Linked DNA regions of Homo sapiens: region 2 is linked to region 1. A link is a contact called in ENCODE Hi-C or POLR2A ChIA-PET data. All regions are on one chromosome and are shown on one strand. The core of a region is the stretch at or near the end of the contact, and the rest is flanking DNA. Distances in the headings are between cores, read along the strand shown. Region 1 holds the start of LINC01003 (long intergenic non-protein coding RNA 1003). Region 2 overlaps KMT2C (lysine methyltransferase 2C).

What was found. Hi-C counts contacts between places; a loop is a spot of excess contacts on that map. ChIA-PET counts read pairs that join two places held with the same protein, here RNA polymerase II (POLR2A). Pooled maps may share reads with other maps.
Region 2: a loop to region 1 is called in a map of ascending aorta, with 9 times the contacts of the local background. The contact joins the enhancer-like site here to the promoter of LINC01003 in region 1. A Hi-C loop is called at or near these places in 1 of 168 maps with a recorded cell type or tissue (ascending aorta) and 9 of 50 pooled maps. POLR2A ChIA-PET finds 5 or more read pairs at or near these places in 7 of 52 experiments (GM12878, MCF 10A, OCI-LY7 and 4 more).

The regions. Positions count from the first base shown.
Region 1 is chr7:152,457,711-152,465,373 of GRCh38, forward strand. LINC01003 (long intergenic non-protein coding RNA 1003) reads left to right here and starts at 6,414. Exons shown (of 1, transcript NR_027387.1): 1 at 6,414-7,663. RefSeq lists a silencer at 6,046-7,065 and enhancers at 6,338-6,839, 6,840-7,339.
Region 2 is chr7:152,311,038-152,318,700 of GRCh38, forward strand. It overlaps KMT2C (lysine methyltransferase 2C), which reads right to left. Exons shown (of 59, transcript NM_170606.3): 4 at 4,101-4,301; 5 at 761-909. Among named protein-coding and RNA genes, the nearest start is that of KMT2C, 120 kb to the right of the region's middle. Within about 2 kb of position 3,199, at least 6 of the 41 ENCODE cell types and tissues checked have a DNase peak (open chromatin) inside an H3K27ac peak, as active enhancers do; they include PC-9, where a contact is called at or near this core.

The sequences.
Region 1 (7,663 bases), core at 5,164-7,663:
CTCTGCCTCCCAGGTTCAAGCGATTCTCCTGCCTCAGCCTCCCGAGTAGCTGGAACCACAGGCGTGCAGCACCCCGCCCAGCTAATTTTTGTATTTTTAGTAGAGACGGGGTTTCACCATGTTGGCCAGGCTGGTCTCAAACTCCTGACCTTAGATGATCTTCCCACCTCAGCTTCCCAAAGTGCTGGAGATTACAGGCGTTAGCCACTGTGCCCGGCCTAAACTTCTTTTCTTTATAAAATACCCAGTCTCAGGTATTTCTTTATAGCAAGGCAAAGAAAGGCCTAATGCGATTTCTCTCTAAGAGGTTGCCTTTTCCTAGTACTTGATTTGCCCTACCAGGTCAGCAACTCTCCTCAAATGTCAGTCAAGGAGAGACAACTTCAATTTATAGCCAACTACCACACCAATCTCTTTCATCCTAAGAACAATTCCCTATGCCACTCCTTAATGGTACACGAAGGGCCATGTCTCAACTACACCTTCCCCATCTTAACAAGAACACGAACACACACACACACACCACACACTCTCAAGTGCCATTATTCATTTTGAACCAAGTAAGCTTATCCTTTGAAGGCACTCTCCATTTCTCCCCTTAATGAGGCATAATTACTACATTAATAATAACACAAATAAAATGCTTCCCATAAGAATAGCATTTCCAGGCGGGGGCGGTGGCTCACACCTGTAATCCCAATACTTTGGGAGGCCGAGGCGGGTGGATCATCTGAGGTCAGGAGTTCAGGACCAGCCTGGCCAACATGGTGAAACCCCATCTCTACTATAAATATAAAAATTAGCCAGGCGTGGTGGACACCTGTAATCCCAGCTGCTTGGGAGGCTGGGGCAGGGGAATCGCTTGAACCTGGGAGGTGGAGATTGCAGTGAGCCGAGATCGCACCACTGTACTCCAGCCTGGGCAGCAAGAGCGAGACTCTGTCTCAAAAAAAAAAAAAAAAAAAAAAAGAATAGCATTTCCAAGCCTTATACATAAACAGTACCTCATTTGATCCTCATCATAACATCAAGGGTAGACATGACCAGTATTATTAGCCTCACTTCACAAAGGAAGAAACTGAGACTCAGACTGTTGTCTCTGGGTATCAGTTTCCAAGTCTGTCCAATGAAGGATTGAGCCCTGTGACCTCTAAGAACTCTTCCACTTCTAAAATTGTATAATTTCCATAATTTGTCTGACATCACTAAGACAGTAGTTAGTGGCAGATTAGGGACCTGAGAGAATGACTTGGTGCCAGGCTGATTCTCCCACAACGTGTTATCTTTGCTGCCAATAGCAATGGCTAACATCAGCTATGCGATATGTCCTGCACTGTGCCAGTTACTCACGAGGCATTGTTATTTATTTATTTATTTATTTATGTATTTATTTATTTATTTATTGAGATGGAGTTTCACTCTTGTTGCCCAGGCTGGAGTGCAGTGGCGCAATCTCGGCTCACTGCAACCTCCGCCTCCCAGGTTCAAGTGATTCTCCTGTCTCAGCCTCCCAAATAGCTGGGATTACAGGCGTCCATCATGCCTGGCTAATTTTGTATTTTTAGTAGAGACAGGGTTTCACCACGTTGGTCAGGCTGGTCTCCAACTCCTGACCTCAGGTGATCTGCACGCCTCAGCCTCCCAAAGTGCTGGGATTAGAGGCGTGAGCCACCGCGCCAGTCCAGAGCATTGTTGAATACCTACTCAGCATTGTCCTCCATCCCGCTGCGTAAATGTATTGAGATTTCAGTTACATACACACTTAATGGAGAAGGCGACACCACCCCTGCTCCAAGGATGTACTCTGATCGACACTTTCCATTCTTCTGGCCATAGTCATTGGGTGACTTGGGGGCTCTGAACTGGAATGCCGGAACAGAAGTACACTCTCTCCTGCTGAACATACATTAGGAAGCACTGGCTTCTGCTGCTACTGGCAGCCTCTCTGTGGCCCTAAGGGGAAGCCTCAGGATTCTTGTTTGGAACTGATAGTTTTTAGCAGCTAAAATCTGAGACGTCTATACCGTATCCTTAAAACTCTGAATAAACAACATAGGCAAAGACAGATGATGTCACTGAGACCCAGAGAGGATATTAGACCTTGCCCAGCATACATTACCTATTGGGGGCCAGTTAGGACTAAATTACAAGTCTCCAGCAACTGACCTAGGGTTCTCTTGGCCTCAGCATGTGGAAGGGGCCCCACGTGCAAAGGTTCCGGATAAAGATCAGACTGTGATCTAGCTGATGAACAGAACCCAGAAGTATGTTTGAGGGGGAGGAAGGAGGAGGCTAAGAGAGGCCTTCTTATGTTCTGCTTTTTTGCCCTGAGGGGATGACACTTAACCACTGCAGAGGCTGCAGCTGAGCCGCAGGGATGGTCACACTGAACCAGTAGTTCTTCCCTTCCCCCACTCTAAACCTCTGCCAAGCAGAGAGCCTCTGAGACTGCTCTGGAGAAAGGGGCTGCCTGCCAACTATCTGCCCACCTGGGGCCAGGGTGAGGGCAAGGCCAGTGGCTACATTCTGTGAACAGCTGGAAAAAAAGTAGGCAACACAGTGGCCTTGGGACAATGGCCTTCCCACTCTCCTTGTCACGAAATAGCAGGATTAAAAAAAAAGGGGGGGAGGATATTTATTTAATCCTTTTGTTACAAATTAAAGTTGCTAATTTGTTTTCAAAAATTGCAGGAAATAAAGTACACGAATCAAAGAAACACAAAATATTTAAAAACAAAATAGCTATTCTCCCAACTTTCTTACTTATAGGTATGTCTATACAATTGTGGCAGAATCCAAAGGGAAGGACAGTTTGGTTAGTCCATTTGGTCACAGCAAATGTACCTGTTCATTTGTTCATCAACGATTTGTTGAGCACTCACCTTGTGCCCTGAAGATACAGTTCAGAAAAAACACCGAAAAGGCCCCTGTGTCCAGCAGCTCACATCTTAATGGTGGAAGGGAGATGAAGGAGAACAGACCATAATAAGTAAGTAAACAATGATTTCAGACTGTGCCAAGAGCTCTGAGGAAAACACGGTGATATGATAGGGAGCGGGGAAAGGTACTTTAGGTACAATGTCAGAAATGCCTCCCCCAGGCCAGGCGAGGGGGTGCAAGCCTGGAATCCTAGCACTTTGGGAGGCCGAGGTGGGTGGATCACTTGAGCCCAGGAGTTTGAGACCAGCCTGGGGTTTCACCATGTGAAACCCAGACTCCACAAAAAAAAAAAAAAAGACAAAAAAAATTGGCTGGGTGCCATGGCTCATGCCTGTAATCCCAGCACTTTGGGAGGCCAAAGCAGGTAGAGCTCAGGAGTTCAAGACCAGACTGGCCAACATGGTGAAACCCCGTCTCTACTAAAAATACAAAAATTAACTGGGCACCATGGTGGGTGTTTGTAATCCCAGCTACTTGGGAGGCTGAAACAGGAGAATCACTTGAACCCAGGAGGTGGAGGTTGCAGTGAGCCGAGATCATGCCACTGCACCCCAGCCTGGGTGAAAGAGCAAGACTCTGTCTCAAAATAAATAAATTAATTAAATTAAATTAAAATTAAAAAAATTAGCCAGGTGTGGTGGTGCATACCTGTAGTCCCCACTACTTGGGAGGCTGAGGTGGGAGGATCACTTGAGCCCAGGAGGTCAAAGCTGTAGTGAGCCGAGATTGCACCACTGCACTCCAGCCTTGGAGCCTTGGCAACAGAGAGAGACCCTGTCTCAAAAAAAAAAAAAAAAAAAAAAAAAAAAAAGAAAGAAAGAGAAAGAAAGAGAAAGAAAGAAAAAAGAAAAAGAGGCCAGGTGCAGTGGCTCATGCCTGTAATCCCAACACTTTGGGAGGCTGAGGTGGGCAGATCACTTGAGGTCAGGAGTTCGAGACCAGCCTGACCAACATGGCGAAACCCTGTCTCTACTAAAAATACAAAAATTAGCTGGGTGTGGTGGCAGGCACCTGTAATCCCAGCTACTAGGGAGGCTGAGGCAGGAGAATCACTTGAACCTGGGAGGCAGAGGTTGCAGTGAGCCAAGCATGGGCGACAGAGTGAGACTCCATCTCAAAAAAAGGAAAAGGAAAGGAAAGGAGGAAGAAACGAAGAAACGAAGGAAGAAAGGAAGAAAGAAAGAAAAATAAAGAAAAGAGAGAGAAGAGGGAAGGGGAGGGGAGGGGAGCAGGGAAGAGAGGAGAGGCTGGGCCCAGTGGTTCACACCTGTAAGCTGAGGTGAAGGAGTTTGAGACCAGCCTGGCCAACATCGTGAAACCCCATCTCTACTAAAAATACAAAAATTAGCCAGGGTTGGTGGCACGTGCCTGTAATCACAGCTACTCAGGAGGCTGAGGCAGGAGAATCGCTTAAACCTGGAAGGCGGAGGTTGCAGTGAGCTGAAATCGCACCATTGCACTCCAGCCTGGGCGACAGGGCAAGACTCCGTTTCAAAAAAAAAAAAAGGAGAAAGAAACAAAGAAAGAAAGAAAAATGCCTCCCCAAGGTGACAGACGAGCTAAGCCAGGCGAAAAGTCTAAAGAAATTCAAGTGCAAAGGCCCTCTGGCAAAAAGGTCTTGGCAGAAAGGTGGTCAGTGTGCCTGCTGCACTGAAACTGCTCCTGTAAGGCAGGGATCCTATAAGGTAGGCCTTGAATGTCATGATGGGGAGCTCGGTTAGGACCCCCATGATAGGTAGGAAGGCAGCTGGAAAGAGCAGTTCTGCCATTTTTACGGATACATTCATGAGCCATGATGGGTCGTCCTGGTGGACCTCTGGAGCCTGACCTGGGTCCACGTTTGAGGTCTCCGACTTTAGTGACCCTGGGAAAGTTACTTGAGTTTCCTCATTTGAATAGCCAAGGGTTTCTCGTGTTTGATGCCAAATGCCTTGTGCGGGGATTGGCTCCAAACCTCAGCCTCATCAGTCAATTTATCCTTACGTTCAAGAGCAGCCATTTACAAAACGAGCTCAGAAAATTAAAAAAAAAATACAAACTTTAAATCGCCAGAATACTGCATAAACTAAAAGTAGGCCGGGCGCAGTGGCTCACGCCTGTAATCCCAGCACTTTGGGAGGTCGAAGCGGGCGGATCACCTGAGGTCAGGAATTCGAGACCAGCCTGACCAACATGGAGAAACCCCGTCTCTACTAAAAATGCAAAAATTAGCTGGGCATGGTGGTGGGCGCCTGTACTCCCAGCTATTTGGGAGGCTGAGGCAGGAGAATTGCTTGAACCCAGGAGACGGAGGTTGCAGTGAGCTGAGATCGCGCCACTGCACTCTAGCCTGGGCGACAGAGCGAGACTCCATCTCAAAGCAAACAAACAAATAAAAACAAAGTAAAAGTAAATTCCCCAGGCAAAGCTGATTATATTGCTGGGATAATCGACTTTGTCACTGCAGTCTCACTTGGTACTTTAAGAAACTCCATCTTGATCCTAGGTCTGGGTCGATCTGGGCGTTCCTGCTAATTTTCTGTTTTAAAAACCTAAAGCAATAAAAATGTTGATATTGACATTTATCATTTTTATCCTCGCCCTCTGCCTTGTTTTGCTGGGAGATCTGTTCCACTTGGCTGAGTTTAGGGAGGGCGGGGAAGCGGGGGAGAAACCGAGGCGCAGGGTGGAGAAAGGGAGAAGCCTTGCAGACTGAACACATGAGAAAACCTGGAGAAGGGATTCGCTGCTGCTTATTTCAGGGAAGAAAACCGAGAAGTGAAGCACAGAGGGGTCAGGTTCCGGGAGCGGCGGGAAGGTTGTAGGGGGCCCCAGGGCAGGTCCTGGAGCTCAGGCAGCCGGCACCGGGAGCCCAGCTCAGGCTGCGGGGTGCAACCGGGCAAGAGCGCTCGGGCTGCCGAAACGGGAGGAGATCAGAAAAAGGAGAGACATGGAAAAAAGGAGAGGAAGAGGAGCAACACTCAAGAGGGAAGGAAGAAGGCAGACACTGAGGAACGCCCGCAGGAACCCGCAGACAAGCAGAGAGCCGGGCTGCGCTGGGAGCGGGGCCCGCGGAAGGGGCGGGGCGCCAGGCGGCTCGAGGCCAATGGGAGGGCGGGCCGGGGCGAGGGCGGGGCACTAGGCGAAACGACGCCAATGGGAGGGCGGGCCGGGGCGAGGGCGGGGAATTAGGCGGTGCGAGGCCAATGGGAGGGCGGGCCGGGTCCTCTGGGCTGAGGCGGGGTGCCAGGCGGCACGAAGCCAGTGGGAGGGTGAGTTAGGGGCAGGGGCGGGGTCCCAAGCCAATGGAAGGGTGATACCGAGAGGGCGGGGCGCCAGGCGGCGAGAGAGCCAATGGGAGGCCGAGCCGAGGACCGCGGGCGGTGGGCCTCCCCCCGAGAGGAGGGAGACCCGGAAGGCGGTGGGGGCGGGGAGTGGAGCTGACAACCTGTCAAATCCACTTTGGGACGAACTAGGTCACGCGCTCCGCGGGTCGGGCACCCCCGCCCGCCAGGCACGGCCGCGGCTCCTTCCTCTTCCTGCCCGCGGTAGTGGGGGTGGGGCAGGCCTCGGGACACCTGCCTCCGCCGCCGGCCGCCGGCCGCCGTCCTCGCGCGGCTTCCCGGGCGGCTCTGCCCCGACCGTAGACTCCCGGCCCGCTCGCCGCGGCAGGAGCCGTGGTTCCGCGGACCTGGGCGCGCTCTCTCCCTGGCCACTGGGAGACCCCCCGCGGCCTCGCGGGGAAAACCTCGGGACTGCCCCGCGCCCCCGGCCGTCTCTGCGTCGCTCCTTCTCGCCCGCGACCGTGGACTCGTCCTCGCGAGCCTGGGTTGGCGGAAGCTGCGGGGGCCGGGGTCGCACTACTTGGCGCGGAAGGGCCGGCGGTGGGCGGAGGGATCCCCGTCCGCGGGGTGAGCCGCTGGGCGGAGCCGGGAGGAGCCGCGAGGATCCGCAGTGGGGAGCCGGGAGGAACCTGGCGCCGGCACCCACCCGCCGCGCCCACGCGTGCCGCGGTCGCTTGTTTCCCGCGGGAGCCCGGCCGCGCTCGGGGGGAGGCGCGCGCGCAGCTGGGGCTGCCTGGGTCTAGGAGCTCCGGAGCCACCGTTTTGTGCCCGTGGAGCCGCGGGGAAGGCGCACGCGCTCGGGTCTTCCCGGCGGGTCGTCCTGCACTTTCTCCCTCTCCGGTACGGACCGCGGCGTTCTGTTTCCAGGCAAAGGAAAATAAGTCAAAGACTCAGAAGGCAGCCTGAATCCAGGGCCTGGGATGCAGGGTTTGCTGGAACGCCAGCCGGTGCGATCGCGCCCCTGGGATTCCGCTTAGCCCGCGCGTCCATTTCCCTGCATGGTGGACTCAGTAAAGCCGGATCTGTCCAACGCCTGCAGCGTGGATGTGGAGGCGGACTAATCAACTAGTGCTCTGTTATTATTTCTACCCATCCCTTTTCTCCATGCTAATTTGCTTAGAACTTTAACATTGAATGGACAGCAAATGTCATGTTCTGTTTAATTATCACTCCTTGACCATTATGTTAATTTCTTTCCCTAACAAGGTGACGCATTGTTTTAAGTAACAATGACCAACTCATCTACTCTTCTTCCAAATTGTGTAAATTGAAGGGTAAAATGTGGGAAAACGCTAAATTTGAATGCTAAATTTGAACATTTCACACAACAATAATTTGAAATGCTTCTTTGCAATATTATGGCGTTTCGGAACAGATAAAAATACTTCATTTTCAGACAT
Region 2 (7,663 bases), core at 1,949-4,448, 150 kb before region 1:
TTAAGAATAACTGAATTAGTGATTATTTCTTCAACAAACAAAATTAGTTTTTAGTCATTTTATTTAAATATTATATATGTATTTGATATGTTTCTGGTATCTTTATATAAAGCAAACAAAGTATTACTTAGTACTTTGTTGAGGTGATATACAAAGGAAATGTATAGAAAATAAACTACACATACACCTCTACTTCCCTCATCCCACAGTGAGAGCACGTATCAATGATTATTAACACTTCAGCCTTTAAATTATCCATCACATAACACTTGAACCACTATCAGTCAATCTGCAGTTCAACTACAGAATGAGATGTACTTTAAATTCCAGTAGCACCATATCATGAGTGCTGAGTTACAATACTGTTATAATAAGATAATCTACCCGGCTAAGACCTATTTTCATTCATGCCCAAATAAAATAGACTCAGAATGCCACATTCCCCAAGTTCTCACTTTAAAATTTTCCCCTTTAAAATTTTCTCTTTTCTCAATTGTCAGATCTCCATGGCACCGCTATCTACACAAGAAAAAATACAAGTATTTTAAAAAGCATCCAGTCCGGTGGTGGTACTGTACAGATTTTAAATAGATAAACCTTTTCTTTTACCTAACCAGGCATATTTAATAATGATTTTTTTATAGTATGATTATAATTATTTCTAGATGAAAGGTATTTATTATTGAGGACATTAATAATGTATTAAAATTAAAATGCTTCCAGAATTAAGAGGCAGTCATTATTGAAAACATGCCCATACCTGTAGAATCAAATAAGGCTTGGATATCAATGGCATCTGGAAGCCCAACCAGACTGAGTTCATCCCACAGTTTACCAGCTTGATCATCTGAAGCTGTCTGGGTGCTTACACTTACACAAGATACTATATTCTGCTGAGGAGATCGTTCTCTGAAAATAAAATAAAATAACTGTGAAAGTGAAAACAAGCAGAAAATTGTTTCATTTTTAACTGTTTAAATGCAATGTACTGCCAAATCAATTTTAATTTATCAGCCATTAACTGTCATAAAACAACTTTTAGAATTCATCTGTTAGTATTATCCATGGTATAATATTAAACTGGGTTGCCATATTATATCGTATAAGTAACAAGTAAGAAAAAGAGTCTCCAAACCCACAGGGAAGTATTAAATTGTAAATTTGTTTTTCCATTCCATAATATAATGTTTTTAAAACCAACTCTCATATCCTAGTCAGGAATTGTATTTAACACATAAACTGAGTATTTCCTTTGGCTTTACTTAAACGCTTACAAAACAAAACTTGATCAAATCAGAAATGTTTAGTCTGCTGTATCTTGACTGAGGACTGCCACAACAGAGGTGGCAGTTAACTGTGTAAAGAAAGGATATTTTCCAGGGAAAATGAAAACCCACTACAGAGTGTGAAAACAGAGGCAGGAGGAATGGAATGTATCAGCTGTAGCTTTCTTATGGTCCCGTCAACAAATCTCAACAGCTGGTCTGTGGCATGACGTTGCAAGTACTCTCAATCAAGACTGTATGTCACAAATTGGAAGTAAAAAGCAAAAGCAAAATAGCTACCAAAGGCATGTAGAATAAGGAAGATAGTATAACAGCAAAAACTATAGTCTAAAAAAAGAACATTGAATAAAGTAAACAACATATGGGAGATTTCAGGCTTTCAAGGTCTAACACTTTAGGTATTATTTAAGACCATTAAATAAATAAAAATGGCTATTGTACTTAATTATTAAATATGGGAAATCAGATGACTACCACTAAAACTTAAATCTTCTCCTAATATCATAGTATTTAACCTGATCATAATTCTGGATTAAATCACTATTGAATATAGATCATAACTCACTGCACTTCTGTATGCTGGATATTTATCATGATTCCTATTAAGAGAAAATCAGCACAATGACCAGGGTACTAAACATTTTTATACCTGGAATCATTGAAAGAAAAAAAGTATTAACATATTTCAATAAGTACATTTAAATATCAAACCATATAAAAATAACCAGTAATGTTTTTATGTTCAGCATTAGAAATGCATAGACTTTTTTTAAAAGGTATAGCATGCTATGCTAACTTTAAATTCTCATTTTAATAAATGCCCACAGTAAAATGAGAACAAATTCTTTCCTATAAGTATAATCTCTATTCCTACAAATATATGCTCCATTACAAATCATTGTTATTTTATTGGGAGAAAAAAAAAAGACCAACAGTTCATCTATAACTACTAAATGTTGTTTTAGCATACTGTTTTGCACTAGTATTTGATGAGGGAAAGGGGTGTAAAAAAACCAAGAGAATGACTAATTTATTACTAATCAGGTCCTAACCAGCAGCTTAATCAAATTCAACCTTCAAGTTTTGAGACTGGTTTGTATGTATATACCATATCAGTAAGATATCAATGTCAACACTAAGGATGACAGCAGCCCAGCTTAGAAAGAGATATCAAGAGGAATCAGCTGAAATGCATACCCACAAAATTCTTAGTTATAAAACAAAAAAAGGAAAAAAATTCTTGATTTTTTTATTTAGTGAAAATGAGCAAAGACATTTTCAAAACCTTTGTAAAATTGTTTTTTAAATTAACTAGCTATTTAAACTTCATTAGCAACATACATTTTGTAAATATTTGAAATCATTACCAAGCTAAATTAATTGCCTACCCTTCAATGATGCCAAATTTTTAAGTGTACTTCATTAACTGCCATATTATCATTACTTATTAAGTTGGTAAGCACTAAGTATATATAAAGACTTTCGTTTAACAAAGGCTATTTTTATATAATTATCTGAGCTCATAAGAATTTTCACTAAAAATTAATTTCACTTTTAAAACAAGGAAATGAAACCAATTCCATTTCTCAGGAGAGGATTTTATATAATTGCCATTATTTAAGGCAGAACATGAGGATATAAGATACAGCCTGATTCACTCCATTAAATTTGCTAATAGACATTTTAAGTTTGCTGGCCTTTTGATTATTTTATTAAGATGTGTGTACTCAACTGACAACTAAAGAAAAAGCTATAGCCTCCAAAACATCACAACTCTCCAAATATAGTACTTCTAAGTTTCCTTAAACTGTTCCACCTTAAATTCTTTTAAAAGATTCTCCCTCTTTTTATTGTTTCATTTCCTACTTCAGGTCTTCAAGGCATTGGCAGCAGTTCAAAACAATGAGCCAATCAAATAAGTACAACACAACAATGATTTAGTACTTAAATTTGGATATAAGCCAGATAAGCACTTGAGTGATTACATCATAACCCTCAAGAGGCAGTGTTAGCTTTGCAAGCTAAATTAATTTTTACACATTCTCATCAACTACAGAAACTTCTACTCCCTTAACCAGCACAGCCAAGTCTCCATATTAATATGGTCTTTAAACACAACTGTACAAAATATTTTAAACTATATCAGACAAGACCTTTAGGTAATTACAATGTGCCCGTGAATACAGACATACACACATCATTACAAAAAAAAAATTCCTTAAAAAAGAAAAAAGCATCTTCTGGGAGGGAAGGCAGGGGAGGGAGGGAGGGAAGAATGTATAGGACAGTGCAACATTTTCTGAAGCACACAAACTTATATATAAATTAAATAAATGACTGAATGGATTGATGAATGAATGACACAAAAGACATGAGTAGTGAAAACCAATTCTGGATTTGCTATTGTATTATGTTATATTCTTAAAATTAAAAGCTTATTTAGAGAAACAAAAGAAGGACTTTATTGATCTGTTTTATTATTACATTATTTCCATTTATAAATTCCATGAACTCCCTCCCTCTCAGCTTGTGTTATGTTCTTTGAAGTTTTCTTCCAAAAGTTTAGTTTTGTGATCACACCGCTTTCATATACAATTAATATAAACTTTTTAAAAAATAACAAGAAAAATTTGTGAAAAGGATAGTTTGTTGGATTAATTGGGTTAATGGTGAGTCAGAGTATCCCATAAATGTGGAGAACAGGAGAAACTGTTCAACAAGAACAATCCCATTTGAAAATTTATAAACATTATAATGGAAATAAATTATATGCAGTCTTAATCTATTCCAACATTTAAAGTCGAAACTGCTTACTTTCTCTGTCCTCTTTGTTTTCGTGGTGCTGAGTTTTGCATTTTCTCATAGGTTCCATTGCTGTTGTCATCAATGTCCTTCTTGTTAGAAGGTTGGTTTCTCCATGGCAAGATAAATCCAGGCGTTATTCTGAATTGTTTTAAGTCTCCTTGTCCTAAGGAACTTTTTTCCCCACAGTAACAAAAAGCGCAGAGCTGTTCACTAGTAAAAATGAAATGTAAGTCAGAGAAGGAGAAAAGTAGCTTTATTCAACTGCTTTAAGCGATAACTATAGATACTTGTGCTTTTAAATTATGTCTAAAGCACAAGCTAAGCTTTTCAATCTATTTTCTACAGTCTATTCAGTGATTACCCATAAGAACAATTAAGTTTAATAATTATACATTTGGAATTCTACTTTTCCATAGCATTTTAAAAAGTAGTACACATATCAAATCCAAAAAATTCTAGTTAGCAGTTAGAAAAGTTATTTTCTTTTATATTTGACTAGAAAAAAATCCAAGTAAGAAAGCTAAAGGTGGGGGCCAAGCACGGTGGCTCATGCCTGTAATCCCAGTACTCTGGGAGGTGGAAGTTCGAGACCAGCCTGTCCAACGTGGTGAAACCCCATCTCTACTAAAAATACAAAAATTAGCTGGGTGTGGTGGCACACCCCTGTAATCCCAGCTACTCGGGTGGCTGAGGCACCTCGCTTGTATCCGGGAGGTAGAGGTTGTAGTAAGCTGAGATTGAACCACTGCACTCCAGCCTGGGTGACAGAGCAAGACTCTGTCTCAGGAAACAAAAAAAATGCAAGTTAAAAATGGGAAAGAAGGTAGAGTTTAGTAGCCACCCAACTGTATGACAGTTCTGTAAAACATATGGTGACAGTTTTATTTAACCACTTGATAGAACGTTCATTATGCATGATATATATATACCACACACATGCATACACACGGGGAGATATAAAAATATAAACTTAAATAGTTCCTGGGTTGAGTGGTAGTAGATTTTTAGGGAAGCAGAAGAGCTGAACTGGAAGAAGGAAAGGGATGATTAGGAGCAAAGGGGATTTTTTAGGCCAGTGAAACCATTTTATATGATACTATAATGGTAGATACTGAGCCCTAATGTAAACTATGGACTGTAGTTAAAAATAATGTATCCATATTGGTTTACCAACTGTAACACAGCACACAATACTAATCATGAGGGAAACTGCTGGGGGTAGAGGTGGGAGAATGAGCTCAATTTTTGTGTAAACCTAAAAATGCTCTAAGTCTATTAATAAAAAAGGAGAAAACATTAAAAAATTAAGAGACAACAATCAATATACATATATAGAATATACACTTACTAAGAGATCTTAGAAAGAATGAAATTAAAAGGACTGCTTCCTCTTGATTATATTTACACTTCACAAGATATTTACTGCTGCTATACCCAAATCCTCCTTCTTGGGCATTAAAGTTACCTCTACAGTATTTACCCCATGATCTTACATATCTTGCATTACCAGGTGATAGAACTAACCTATAGCCTTTTGAGGTGACTTTTTAAAACTTAGGTTTAAATCATATTGGACTCTCAACTAATTACTTTTATCAAAATTAGCTTTGTTTTTGTAATAAATTACCTATTTCAAGTTCATGAGAAACTATGTTGTCTGCTGGTACCGAGACATACACAAATTAAATGTAGTGTAATTTCAAAAAAAAAAATCAAGTCAAGTTGAAAAAGAAAATTTCTTCTTTCCAAAAAGAGACCACCACCTTATGCTTTGCCAGTATCTTACTATCCCCTTATTTGTAATGTTCTCTGAGCTATTAAGCTTACATTTATTTCACCATATCCCATTTCTGGTTTGTTTCTTCCCCTAGAAACACTACCCATGAGAAGCAACAATCAGATTGACATTAGTCTTATCAACATTGATTGTAACAGCACTGATTAGAAAATGGAGCAATATTTTAAAGCTATTGCAGAAAAATACCTTAGCATTCAATTTTATATTCAAAACTATCGCTTAAATGTGAAGGTATAATAAAATTACTCTCTGGCTTAGAAGACCTCAGAAATTTTGCCAGACAACAGATCAAAAATGAAAATACTTTTAGAGAAGTACTTAAATTATTAAAGAATTAGAAAAGGTTGTATGAAGTAAGGGAGGTCAAACACCTCAGAGTAATTTATTGTTGACTTTTTTTTAATACGAGGTCAAGGGAAATTTCTAGCTTTTGGTCTGGCTGTAGAAAGCTGCAAACAACATTGTGCCCAACCACACAACATAACCCAACCAGAGAATCTGCAAATTCACTTTTCTGAAACCCATCAGAGGGCAGAAATCACAAGGCAACCAACTCACCACCAAATGAAAGACACTTCCATAAAGAAATGTGACAATAGCACCTCTGAGGAAGAGGCCACTGATATCATACCAGCAGGGTGATAAGAACTCAGTAAAAATTTTTAAGAAATTGCTAGAAGCCAAGTGTGAAACACAGTGAGACTATGTTAACACCTGTGACCAAAGACAGGGGAATTCTAACCCACACAAAGGCTCCTCTTCATGTACCTCATTAGATGTCACGCACTACAGCAACTCAGCCAGGAACAGTGGCTCACACTGCAACCCCAGTGCTTTGGGAGGTCAAGGCAGGAGGATTGCTTAACCCCAGGATTTTGAGACCAGCCTGGGCAACATAGTGAGACCCTGCCTGTATTTTAAAAAGAAAAAGAGGATGGGCATGGTGGCTCACACCTGTAATCCCAGCACTTTGGGAGGCCGAGACGGGCAGATCACAGGTCTGGAGTTCGAGACCAGCCCAGCCAACATGGTGAAACCCCGTCTCTACTAAAAATACAAAAATTAGCCAGGCATGGTGGCAGGCGCCCGTAATCCAAGCTACTCGGGAGGCTGAGGCAGGAGAATCACTTAAACCCAGGAGGCGGAGGTTGCAATGAACTGAGATCGTGCCACTGCACTCCAGCCTAGGCGACAGAGCAAGACTCCACCTCAAAAACAAATAAAAGAAAGAAAAAACATATATACAGTGACTAAAAAACATTTTCTAAAATAGCATACGAAATCTTACTAGCCATTACAATAATGTAAACCAAAACCACCAATTAAAAGGCAAAAATCACCAATTAAAAGACCATTTTTGAGATTAGATTAAAATTAGATCTAACAATTGGGTGCAGCTGGGTGTGGTGGCACACACCTGTAATCCCAGCACTTTGGGAGGCCTAGTTGGGCAGATCACCTGAGGTCAGTTCGAAATCACTCTGGCCAACATGGTGAAGCACACACCACCCACCCACCCCCTCCCCATCTCTACTAAAAATACAAAAAAATTAGCCAGGCATTGATGGTGTGCGCCTGTAATCCCAGCTACTCGGGAGGCTGAGGCAGGGGAATTGTTTGAACCAGGGAGGTAGAGGTTGCAGTGAGCCGAGATCGCACCACTGCCCTCCAACCTGGGCAACAGAGCAAGACTCCATCTCAAAAAAAAAAAAAAAAAAAAAATAGGTGCAAAAAATGTTGGAAGTATAAACACAAATGACATATAAAACAAGGA